Linked DNA regions of Homo sapiens: region 1 is linked to region 2. A link is an interaction called in ENCODE POLR2A ChIA-PET data of the cell type or tissue named here. Cell type or tissue: A673. All regions are shown on one strand. Each heading gives the region's core, and the rest is flanking DNA. Links, peaks and the distances in the headings are about the cores only. Region 1 overlaps GPC6 (glypican 6). Region 2 has its middle 10 kb from the start of GPC6.

What was found. Peaks named below come from ENCODE experiments on the same cell type or tissue, not always from the same donor. Only the 100,000 strongest peaks of a DNase experiment are listed, where the experiment ranks them.
Region 1: POLR2A ChIA-PET joins it to region 2 with 9 read pairs; 5 of 35 experiments call an interaction of 5 or more read pairs at or near these places.

What each region holds. Positions count from the first base shown.
Region 1 is chr13:93,268,407-93,273,797 of GRCh38, reverse strand. All of the region lies in intron 1 of GPC6 (glypican 6), which reads right to left. Among named protein-coding and RNA genes, the nearest start is that of GPC6, 44 kb to the right of the region's middle. In A673, for the core only: no CTCF peak of the experiment used is centred there; a DNase peak (open chromatin) is centred at 2,857; H3K27ac peaks cover 656 bases.
Region 2 is chr13:93,213,934-93,219,324 of GRCh38, reverse strand. It overlaps a transcript of GPC6 not described here. Among named protein-coding and RNA genes, the nearest start is that of GPC6, 10 kb to the left of the region's middle. RefSeq lists an enhancer at 959-1,471. In A673, for the core only: no CTCF peak of the experiment used is centred there; no DNase peak of the experiment used is centred there; H3K27ac peaks cover 649 bases.

The DNA.
Region 1 (5,391 bases), core at 253-5,252, 54 kb before region 2:
AAATAAAAATGAGGCAATCAATCAGTTGATCTTAAAGGGAGTATCATGCACAGAAATCCACAACATCAAAATACCTAAAATTTCTATGATAAACAGTAAAGCTTTGACATGTACAGTACTTGTTTGTTTGTTTGTTTTTTGAGACGGAGTCTCGCTCTGTCGCCCAGGCTGGAGTGCAGTGGCGCAATCTCGGTTCACTGCAAGCTCCGCCTCCCGGGTTCATGCCATTCTCCTGCCTCAGCCTCCCGAGTAGCTGGGACTACAGGCGCCCACCACCACGCCCGGCTAATTTTTTGTATTTTTAGTAGAGACGGGGTTTCACCGTGTTAGCCAGAATGGTCTCGATCTCCTGACCTTGTGATCCGCCCACCTCGGCCTCCCAAAGTGCTGGGATTACAGGCTTGAGCCACCGCGCCCAGCCTATGTACAGTACTTTTTTTAACTTTTAGGCAAACGAGTTCTATCAGCAAAGGATTGTATGTCTATTATTACAACTGAAATAATACTAATGGATTATGTGTTCAATGTTTATAATATCTCTCTTAAAGTGCAATTCTTTTTACCTAGATATGATTTAGATAAGATTCAGACTATCTTTTTGTAAAAATCACTTGGAAAACATATTCCTAGATGTCAGAGAGAACTAAAAGGTTTTTCCTAGTCCTCAGGAGACAATTTGCCTTTCTAGCATACAGTGTATTCACATTTGACTTTACAGGTTGCATTTCAGGTCATTTCGGCTTTTGTTGCATTTCAGCTTTTGTTGAGAAGGGTAAAAAACTTCTTTTCCTTAAACACTGCCTATTTTTCCTTTGTCCTACATTTTTAATGAGAATAAAACCTACCACCTTACTGCATTTTATGGATAATCAAATACCAGCTTTTTCAAATCCTAATAGAAAGAAGCATAATTCTGTTTCCGCAGCTGGGAAATACAAATGTTTCTGAACTGCTGGTATCTAACATGGAAATAAAGTTGGATAAGTCAATGGATAGGCACAGGCATAGAGGGTCTGAATTCTGTGGTCCACTGTCTGTTCAGAGATTCTCAGCTATTGCCAGTGATAAAATAGATGAATATTTATGACCTCATTTACGGAATCACTCACAGACATTATATCCAAATAAGAGTAGAACAAATTGTTGGAGCTCCACTCTGATATCTTACATGAATTATTTAATAATCTTCAAAACCTGGATTTTTGTATTTCAACAATCCATGTTTTGCAAAACACTATGACTCCATTCTAATCATACCATTCAAACATTTTCTAAGTTATATATATATATATATATATATATATACACACAGACAATGAATCACCTCATTCTTCAATTTCCTCTCAAATTTCAGTGCTTAAAATTTTTCACATTCATTGGTCTATAAATTATTTCTCAAATGAAGTGACTATCATTGGAATTTTTAAAAGGCAAGTTAGAATGTAAAATAAATTTATATATCATGGTTAAATCCCTAACCAGTTTTAGTTTTGTTTATCTTATTCATTTGGTAAATCTGCCATCTAAAGACAACTTACATATTCCCAAAGCTAAGTCATTAAAATTACCACTGAACTATAATTATCTTATTCAAACTAGTCACATTTCAGAAATAATATGCCCCAAAGTGGTCTAGTTTATACAATCCAATTTACCCCATTATCAAATGAAGAATTCATATCAAGTAAAAAACTACAGCTTATTTTTCCCTAATACAAGCGAAAAAAAAATTAACTACCTCTTGATATTCAATAAATGACTATAATCCCATCAGCACAGCACAAAACAAACTTGACTCCAGAATCTATAAAACTTAAGATGTAATGTCATATAGTTTATTAGTTATGATTACTGTAAGTAACTAAAGGAGTTAATTAATGGTCTGCCATGGTAGTCAGCAAGTCTTGGTTCTTTATTCTGAAAAGCACTATAATTAAATTTTAACAGTCTATGAAAGGAAAATCAGTTCTTTGTCTACCAAGTATTACTATTTCTCATTATAAAACATCACTTGGAATACTCAAAAGGTTGGGATATTTTATTCATATTTCTTTCCAAATTCTATGATATTCCAGGCAAAATTCACTTCTGTATCTAATAAATAGTATTACTGATTTGCTCAAGCTCAAGAAAAAGCTGAGTAAAGTAAATATTTAAACCACTCACTTGATCGTCCTCAAGAATTCTAAGCATGGTTGTATTATTTACTTATACAGTCCCTTTCCAGTCATATGTTTTACTTTTAGATCTCTGTGTAAGAGTACATCTATACTCTAAAGCTGTATCTGATACATGTCACGCCTGCATTTTATCAACTGTCTTAGGGTTTATCTAGGATGTAATTTTGATAGTCAAAGATGTCTGAATACTTTTGCCTTAAACCTTAGTTGTTTCAGAATGAAAAGTTTTTCTTCAGTGTTTTCCAGACAATACCTTCACTGTCTTGGGGGAGGGCAGGCAGCACAGGGAGACAAATAGAAGATTTGATCATTAAACCAATGTTTTGTAACGTAGTTGAGTTAAAATTACACAAAGCAGAAGATAAAGGTCAAGAGATAGGAGGTCTACAGTGGAGTAGAACTTTCTTTCCCTAGCCCTAAAGTTTCCTGTAGAGACATTTCTGTTAGAATACGCCAGGCCTCTCTCCTGCTCTGTCAGTCAATTCTACCTAGGGAAGGAGGAATGATTATTAGAAGTAGGAACCAGGCTTGCAACACAAACACTCCCTGCCCCTTGAATGAATTTGCTTTCTCTTCTGCTTTTTGCCCAGAAGGAACACAGCAGAGGCTTCTGATTGTCCAGATGTACCATTAACTACGGGTGCAAGTCTATTAAATTCTGCTGGAAATTGGCAGAAAGCCCTTTCAACCTAAGATCTAAATACAGACCTACAATCAGCTTTAATCTCCATCTGTCACTTTAATCTCCATTTATCTGTCTTTTCTATACTGCTTCTCATCTGGTGCTAAACTATGGAAGTGAAGGAGAGGCAGTGTTGTTGTTGACTCTGTAAAGCTCAAAAGTTTACATATCACACTGGGGGGACTGTCCACTTGGAGCTTTTTTTTTTTTTTTTTGAGGAAAATAAACATAAATTTTAAAAGAAGGAAAATGTGAAAATGCTAGGACAGAGATATAAAATGTATGGGAGCCTGGTATAAAAGGCAGAAGAGGCTTCTAAATAAGGGATTCTGGAAATGCTTCAGTGAGAACTATAAGTAGAATTCAAAAGCATTTTGGATTTGGAAGCAATTTACAGAGAAGAGGAGAAAACATGTTCCAGGTATACAGAAATAAAACAATGTTTAATTCTCTGTTAAGTGGAGTAAAAAGCACATTGCTTTATAATGCACACTCTCTGAACCCTTGATATTATATAAATATTATCTACATATCTATAAAGATATACATATGTAATTATGTACATGTATATATAGACATAAACTCATATATTTAAACCTCAGAAAAAGTGAGAAACATACCATGTTTAATTGAGGAGAAGCAACATAAAATCTTAGGTGATGTGGGGCCTTTTTTTTTTTTTTAAGGAGAAAAGGTCTCACTTTATCACCCAGGCTGGAGATTAGTGACATAATCACAGCTCACTGCAACCCTGAACTGCTGGCCTCAAGCAATCCTCCCAATTGAGCCTCCCAAGTAGCTGTGACTCCAGGCTCATGCCACCATGCCTGGCTAATTTTTTTTTTGAGAGCCATAGTCTTACTATGCTGCCCAGGCTGTGCTGGAATTCCTGAGCTCAAGCAATCCTCAGCCTCCCAAAGACTGGGACTCCAGGCAAGAACCACCATGCCCAGCTGTGTGGGGACTTTTAAACTTACTCATATCTCTTTTAAACTTACTCATATCATACCACACATATTTCCTTTTTTTTTTTTTTTTTTTTTTGAGATGGAGTCTTGCTCTGTCGCCCAGGCTGGAGTGCAGTGACGCAATCTAGGCTCATTGCAAGCTCTGCCTCCCAGGTTCACGCCTCCACACCCCGTTAATTTTTTTTTTTTTTTTTTTTGGTATTTTTAGTAGAGATGGGGTTTCACCGTGCTAGCCAGGATAGTCTTGATCTCCTGACCTCGTGATCCGCCCACCTTGGCCTCCCAAAGTGCTGGGATTACAGGCGTGAGCCACCGTGTCCGGCCTACCACAAATATTTCTATACAGTTGGCTTCTGTTGATCTTCTAGCAAGTTATTAATTGAAACAGAAAAAGCAAAAGAAGGTGGGAGAAAGGCAGACAGAATTACAATAAGAAACACAGGACAATAGAATTGCAAAGGCCTTAATCTACTTCTTTATTTGTAAGTTACTCTAGGGCTGCGAAATGTCATTGAGACATCATTATGGCAGTCAATATTCATTATATTGATAAATACAAAATTAGAAATCAATATCCAAATGTTCAGCTGATGGAATGAGAGATAAATGTCAGGTGGATACTGATTTCAAAAATTATAGGCTTTATACATCTGTCTTAATATATCAAAATTTAGTTTGATTGTGTTTTCACTAATAGAACCCTGAAAAGTCAATACAACATTAGATTATTTCCAAACTTGTGACATGCCTCCAAACTTTTCATCGAGTACATAATCACTCTGAAAATAATATTGCTAGACAAACGCATCTTCTCTCTAGGTCAACTATGTCTTTCCAAACCTACCTTTAACCTGATTCTTCTCTGTTTCAATGATAAAACATTAATTTATTTTATATATTTTGTAAATTTAATAATTGTTACCTTATTTGTTTCAACTAAGTGTGAGTATGACAATCGTAACTAATGCTCCCCAGAAAAGACTTTAAAAGGGGAAGAAAAGAGGTTCTGACCTTGGCAAAGCTCCAGTCAGGATTCCTAGAGAACAGGAGGCTTGAGCTAAATTCGAAGAATGCACAGCAGGGAACTTGTTGAAGGAAAGGGAGGCAGAGAAGAGAGCATAGAAGTGGGTCTTGGGACACAGGGGCTTGTGGTCAGCAGATTGGGAGTGGAAGGTTGAGCAATGATGTCTTTCTAGAGGCATTCCCCTGTCTGAACCAGGGGAATGACATTCTGAAAAGACCTCTCTGGCTTCCCTTAGGCAATCTTATCAAGGAAGCTCATATGCACGTGCTTCCAAAGAAGTCCAATATAGATGCAGCAAACAGCACTAACATAAAATTAGTCAAGTGCTTAGAGGAGGCATTCCACTACTCTCTTTCCTAAATTCACCGAGAATTGGTCTTTACGTAGCAAGAAAGGCTCCATCGACTCTCTTCCACACTTCATTTCCCTGCAGGCAGGAACTGTACTTGCAGATTCATTGCTGTATTCTCAGGCCCTGAAAGCCATAGCTCACATTCTGTAGCTTTTCTCACTGACCGGGTACTCAAATATTCATAT
Region 2 (5,391 bases), core at 172-5,171:
ATCAGGAGTTCAAGACCAGCCTGGCCAACATGGTGAAACCCCATCTCTACTAAAAATACAAAAATTAGCTGGGCGTGGTGGTATGAGTTTGTAGTCCCAGCTACTCGGGAGGCTAAGGCAGGAGAATTGCTTGAACTCTGTAGGCAGAGGTTGCAGTGAGCTGAGATCATACCACTGCACTCCAGCCTGGGTGACAGAGTGAGACTCTGTCTAAAAAAGAAAAAAAAAAAAAAATAGGAAAGAAAGACAGGGTAGGAGAAAACAGCCAGGTTGATGATATTAATATACCATTCTACAAAGAAAAACTCAAAAATCTTAATGGAACCAAGTCAACAACATCAGTCCGGTAACATACCAACAACCAGGCTGATTCTTTTATAATGTCTGATTCTTTTATAATGAATGTCATCTATTAGGCCATTTAAAAGAAAATATTCCATTCTTATTTACGTAGGTTCTCAAACTCCAACCATTCCCCTTCATGATTGGAGTGAATATACGTGGACATCAGAAAGACAAAGAAAATTTGTTTCTTCAACTTAGTCATCAGTATGAATAAGTACAAGAACTAAGCAATAAAATCTGCTTTCTACTAAGTCAGGAAAACAACTCTGCCATATGGCCAGACAAACCTGTGGCATATTCTTTGTCAATGCCAACATTTTCAATTAAGATTTTTATGCATAAGTGATTTTGTTTTAGTTTAGATTCCTTAAAATGATCACAAACATACTTCCATCTTCCACATTGAGGAAAGTTTCCTAACCATTGTGTGACTACATTAAGCCCAACTGTGTCACATTCTGGGTTTACAGCCTGCATAATAAATATCAACTATTAATAATTTTTAGACCTATGGATAGGAAAATAGCACTGATCTTGATCTCTATTGTTTACTGGTAAGTCAAAATCTAAGCTTAATTTTGCTGAATTTACATCAAACATGTAAGGCTGACATCCTATGTTCTTTATCAGCCACAGAGAATTCTATTGTATTTAGCTTCATATAACACATCATTGTTTTTTACTTGAAGAATATGGTCTATTTGCCTTCACAATCTGAACTCACTTCCAGGCAATCATTTTTAAAACTTGCTTCTATATTAACTTCGCACATTTTATTACATTTCAGGGGGAAATAATTAAATGTTTGTGAGAAAGCAAATCTGGTGCATATTTTTTAAGTTACTTGAAGCAAAAAAAAAAAAAAGTCTGAGCTAGCCGGTTGGAAGTTCCATGTACTAATGATCTGTTTCCAGGGAGGTGTCTGAAGCAAGCAAGCAAGCATAGAAACAGGCGGCGATGTGCCTTTGGATTTCTCCTGATGTTCATTTGCAATCACAGCCAATCAATGTTGAGGACATTACTAAGCAATCCAATGCTGTTTGCTTTTAATTGGTAAACTGTCTTCCAAAAAAAACATCTTTGGGCTTCACAACACCCTAGTCATAGAGCCATTAGAGAATGAATGTCTTTACTGTACAGGAGGACCTCTATGAATAATGAATAGGGCTCTATTTTTCCTGGGAAACAAACATGTACCGGCATGTTCGTGGTAATGAACAGTATTGTGAGTGTGCATAGCATAGAAGGACACTAAATCAGCTCTGACTTCTACCTTAATTTAAGTAGATAACTGATTTTCAAACCCCATGGAGGGTTAAGCCAGCTTATTTTAAACTTGTAACTTGCTGCCTGACTTATATGTTGCTTTTGCAAGTTCAAAAATAATGATTTAATACAAAAATTGAAGAGATGAAGGATCATGTTACAGTCTCTAAGGGGCAAGATAGGCTTACACAAATTTGAGAGGAAAAGAAAAGAACATTTGAATACAGTAAGAAACCAGAATTTCATTTTTACTTTTACACTCGAAAACATAGTGATCATGATTCTCTGGGGCACACATAAAAAATACTTTAGACTGTGCAAATTACAACCAAATTTAGATATTTGCCCAAGAAATATTTCAAAAAATAACTAACGAGAAGTAAGATCTAAGATTTTTAAATGATAATGCCCTTGCAAAGTGTTTAAAACTATTTGGCTTTTCCTTTAGAAAGATCATGAAAGAACTTAAACTATTTTGTAAATTATGTTCATAATGATTTTACTTACAAAGGATATAATTTGCTAGTCTATTTTCATAATGAATGAGAGCTTAATGAATCACACGTACTTCACCATTCAACAAAAATATAGGGCCTCACAACATTGAATTGAAATATTCATTAGAAGTCTTTGGACTTTGGCAAGAAGATTTCTAGATTTTTTTTTTCCATTTTTGCGGGCAAAGCATGTTCTTCAAATTTACTTAAAGGATTACTTAACCATCATGCAAAACTATTATGTATTGCAATTGGTAGCAGCTCAGATGGAAAATTTTATATTTGTACAATGGTCATGCATTTTCACAGGCCACAAACTCAGGTATAAGAAATGGAACCTCCTTTATTTTCCTGTAACAGAATTTGAGTTCTATTTCAGATCTCTCTTCTACTCAGTAGGAGAAAATTTTGTCTTGCCAATTCCAGGTAGATTTAGTCACATAAGAATTTTTTCAGACATACCTGCCTTCCCAGAGAGAGTTCTTTTTTCCCATGAGGATATGATGAGACAGCCAGACATTGGTGAAAACACATCAATCATCTAATTCTTGGTCATTGCTATGTTCTAGACTGGCATTCTCTGAGAAGTGGATTTTTGTCCAGTCCCTGGCTGTCTAGTCTACACTGTATCCTAGGTTGCACTACCCCTCTGTTGACCTAGACTTCCTGCACACACAAGAGTGTGTGTGAACTTCCAGTAGCGTGTTTTTTTCTTTTTTTTTTTTTCTCTCCATCTCAACTTACCTCTGCCCTTTTGTTGATTGCATGGGAAGGCTGGGTTGCCTCCTGCACCTCTCTGCATGTCCCTCACTTTGCCCCTGCATTCCTTCTGTTTCAAAGCTCCCATGTCATTGTAATACAAAGTATATCAGAGAGGCTACAGACTAGGAATGTCTCCAGATGGGAAAGTCAGAATACACATCTTTACCCAGTAGAAGCCCTAATCCCATTATGGTTCAGCCTATAGACAGGACACAGGGGAAACTCTGTCAGCTACTTGCTTCCTTCAGTATTGTCTCTCCCACTCCTCTCAGCATTTTTAGCTAGGATGGGACAAGGAAATGGCTCTTGCTGCATGTATTTTGCATTCTCTCTAATCTATTGCTTATGGCCTATACAACAGATCTTGCTTCCTTCAGATCTTAGACCTCTTGGAGCTCAAAAGAAACTTTCCTCTTTCTGAATGCTTCTAGCTCTTACAAATCAAAAGCCGTGGCTGCTAAGACTGCCATCTCTGCATTAAGTTTAAGAGAATACTTAGAAATTTAAAAGATGAGAATTGATTTGTTTGTTATCTCAGCTGACAACCCATACACTGACTAAGTGGATAGCAGTTGTCAGGACAACAAAAACATGCTAGAAGACAAAAAGTAATAGTAAATTTGTGAGATTTTAAAAATATACATATATACTACAAAAGTGGTATGTGGACAATGATTTTGAAGGAAATAACAGCTTATATTTATAAAAGTATAAGCACACGGCTGGGCGCAGTGGCTCATGCCTGTAATCCCAGCACTTTGGAGGCTGAAGCGGGTGGATCATGAGGTCAGGAGTTCAAGATCATCCTGGCCAAGATGGTGAAACCCCATCTCTACTAAGAATACAAAAAAATTCGCCAGGCGTGGTGGGGGGTGCCTTTAATCCCAGCAATTTGGGAGGCCGAGGCAGGTGGTCAGGAGTTCAAGATCAGCCTGGCCAAGATAGTGAAACCCCGTGTCTACCAAAAATACAAAAAAATTAGCCAGCTACTCGAGAGGCTGAGGCAGAGAATTGCTTGAATCCAGGAGGCGGAAGTTGCAGTGGGCTGAGATTGTGCCACTGCACTCCAGCCTGGGCGACAGAGTGAAACTCTATCTCAAAAAAAAAAAAAAAAAGAATATATATATATGTACACTTACAATATTTTCCTATCAAATAAGTCCTACGAGCAATTGTTGAGTGCACTGTGCCCCAGTAGTTAACAAACCCTGGTCTCAGGCTTTGAGCCACTCAAAGTTTAGCCTATCAGGGACCGTCAAGACCCTCTGGTGAGCTAAGTAGGAAAAAAATATGGTAAGCTTCCCTACTAGACATTACAATTGTGTTTGTCTTGTATTTTTCTGGTCCAGGGAGACATGTGTCCCACAGTTGCCTTTATCATTCAAAAAATCTAAATCAATCTGAGTCACTAAAGGTAGTTTTCTTCCATGCCAACCTCTGGCTTCTAGGGGAGTCTTACTGTCCAGGGCCCTGTCAAGAAATTTAGGGAACATGCCTTGAGAAGATACAGGGAAATTCAAGTAGCCCTTTTAATATTCAAGGTTCTATAATATGAAATGGCAGTCCCAGGGACTGATCTGACACACGTATGTGTTTTGTTGGCCTTGAAATAATTTAAAGCAGTGTCATCATTTAAAATTGGGAGATATCACAAAAGACCACCATGCCTCTGTATGACCTCTGCAATGTCAGCTGTTCCCAGGTCCCTGAATTGCACAGACTCAGACACAGACTGAAGCTGTCGGTGCTCCCAGCAAGAGACAAAAGGGAGTGACTCTCCAGTAAACCATAAACAGCACAGTCAGAACCCCAGAATGACCATACAAGAGTGAGTCCTTGAGCAATTTGAAGCCTCTGGACAACCCACGTCAAAAAGAGAGATAGAGAGACAGAGAGAAAGAGTGTGTATACATAAATATGTGCATGCATGGATAAACAAGAGAGAGTGATTATAAGCTTGGAGAGCATCCCAAATGGGAGAAATGGGTGCAATGCCTATGCAAGTCCAGGTCTAGGTTTGGGACACCATACCTAAAGGGGCACGCCAGTCCTGGTCATCTGAGATACTAGAGGAAGACAGAAAATTTTGAAAAAGACATTTGGAAACCCAGAGGACTCTGCAGTTTGGTGTAGTGAATAGGACAGGAGCTCTGATTGTCAATCTACAGGCAATACCTTCTGTGGACTCCCATTTGTACACTTGCCTCAGGTTCTGCAATGTTATGGCAGGACTGGCAGTCTTCCTCAGTCTATGATTTCAACTACACAATTTGTTGCCATTCTGACTTCTCTAAATAGACTGTTCATTCAGCCATTCATTCCCAGAATCATTATGCTAGAACTTGTTATAAAATTGTGAAACTACAGGCTGTGTCTCTGCCCTCATGAGCCTCCACTCTAGAGCTTTATTGAATTCAGATTCCTTTCATGTTTAAAATTATTTAAAAATTAAATTGGACAAGAAATAAAAGGTAGTAGAGTAAAAGGCCTCAAGAAGGGCAAACAAATACAGAGATCCTGG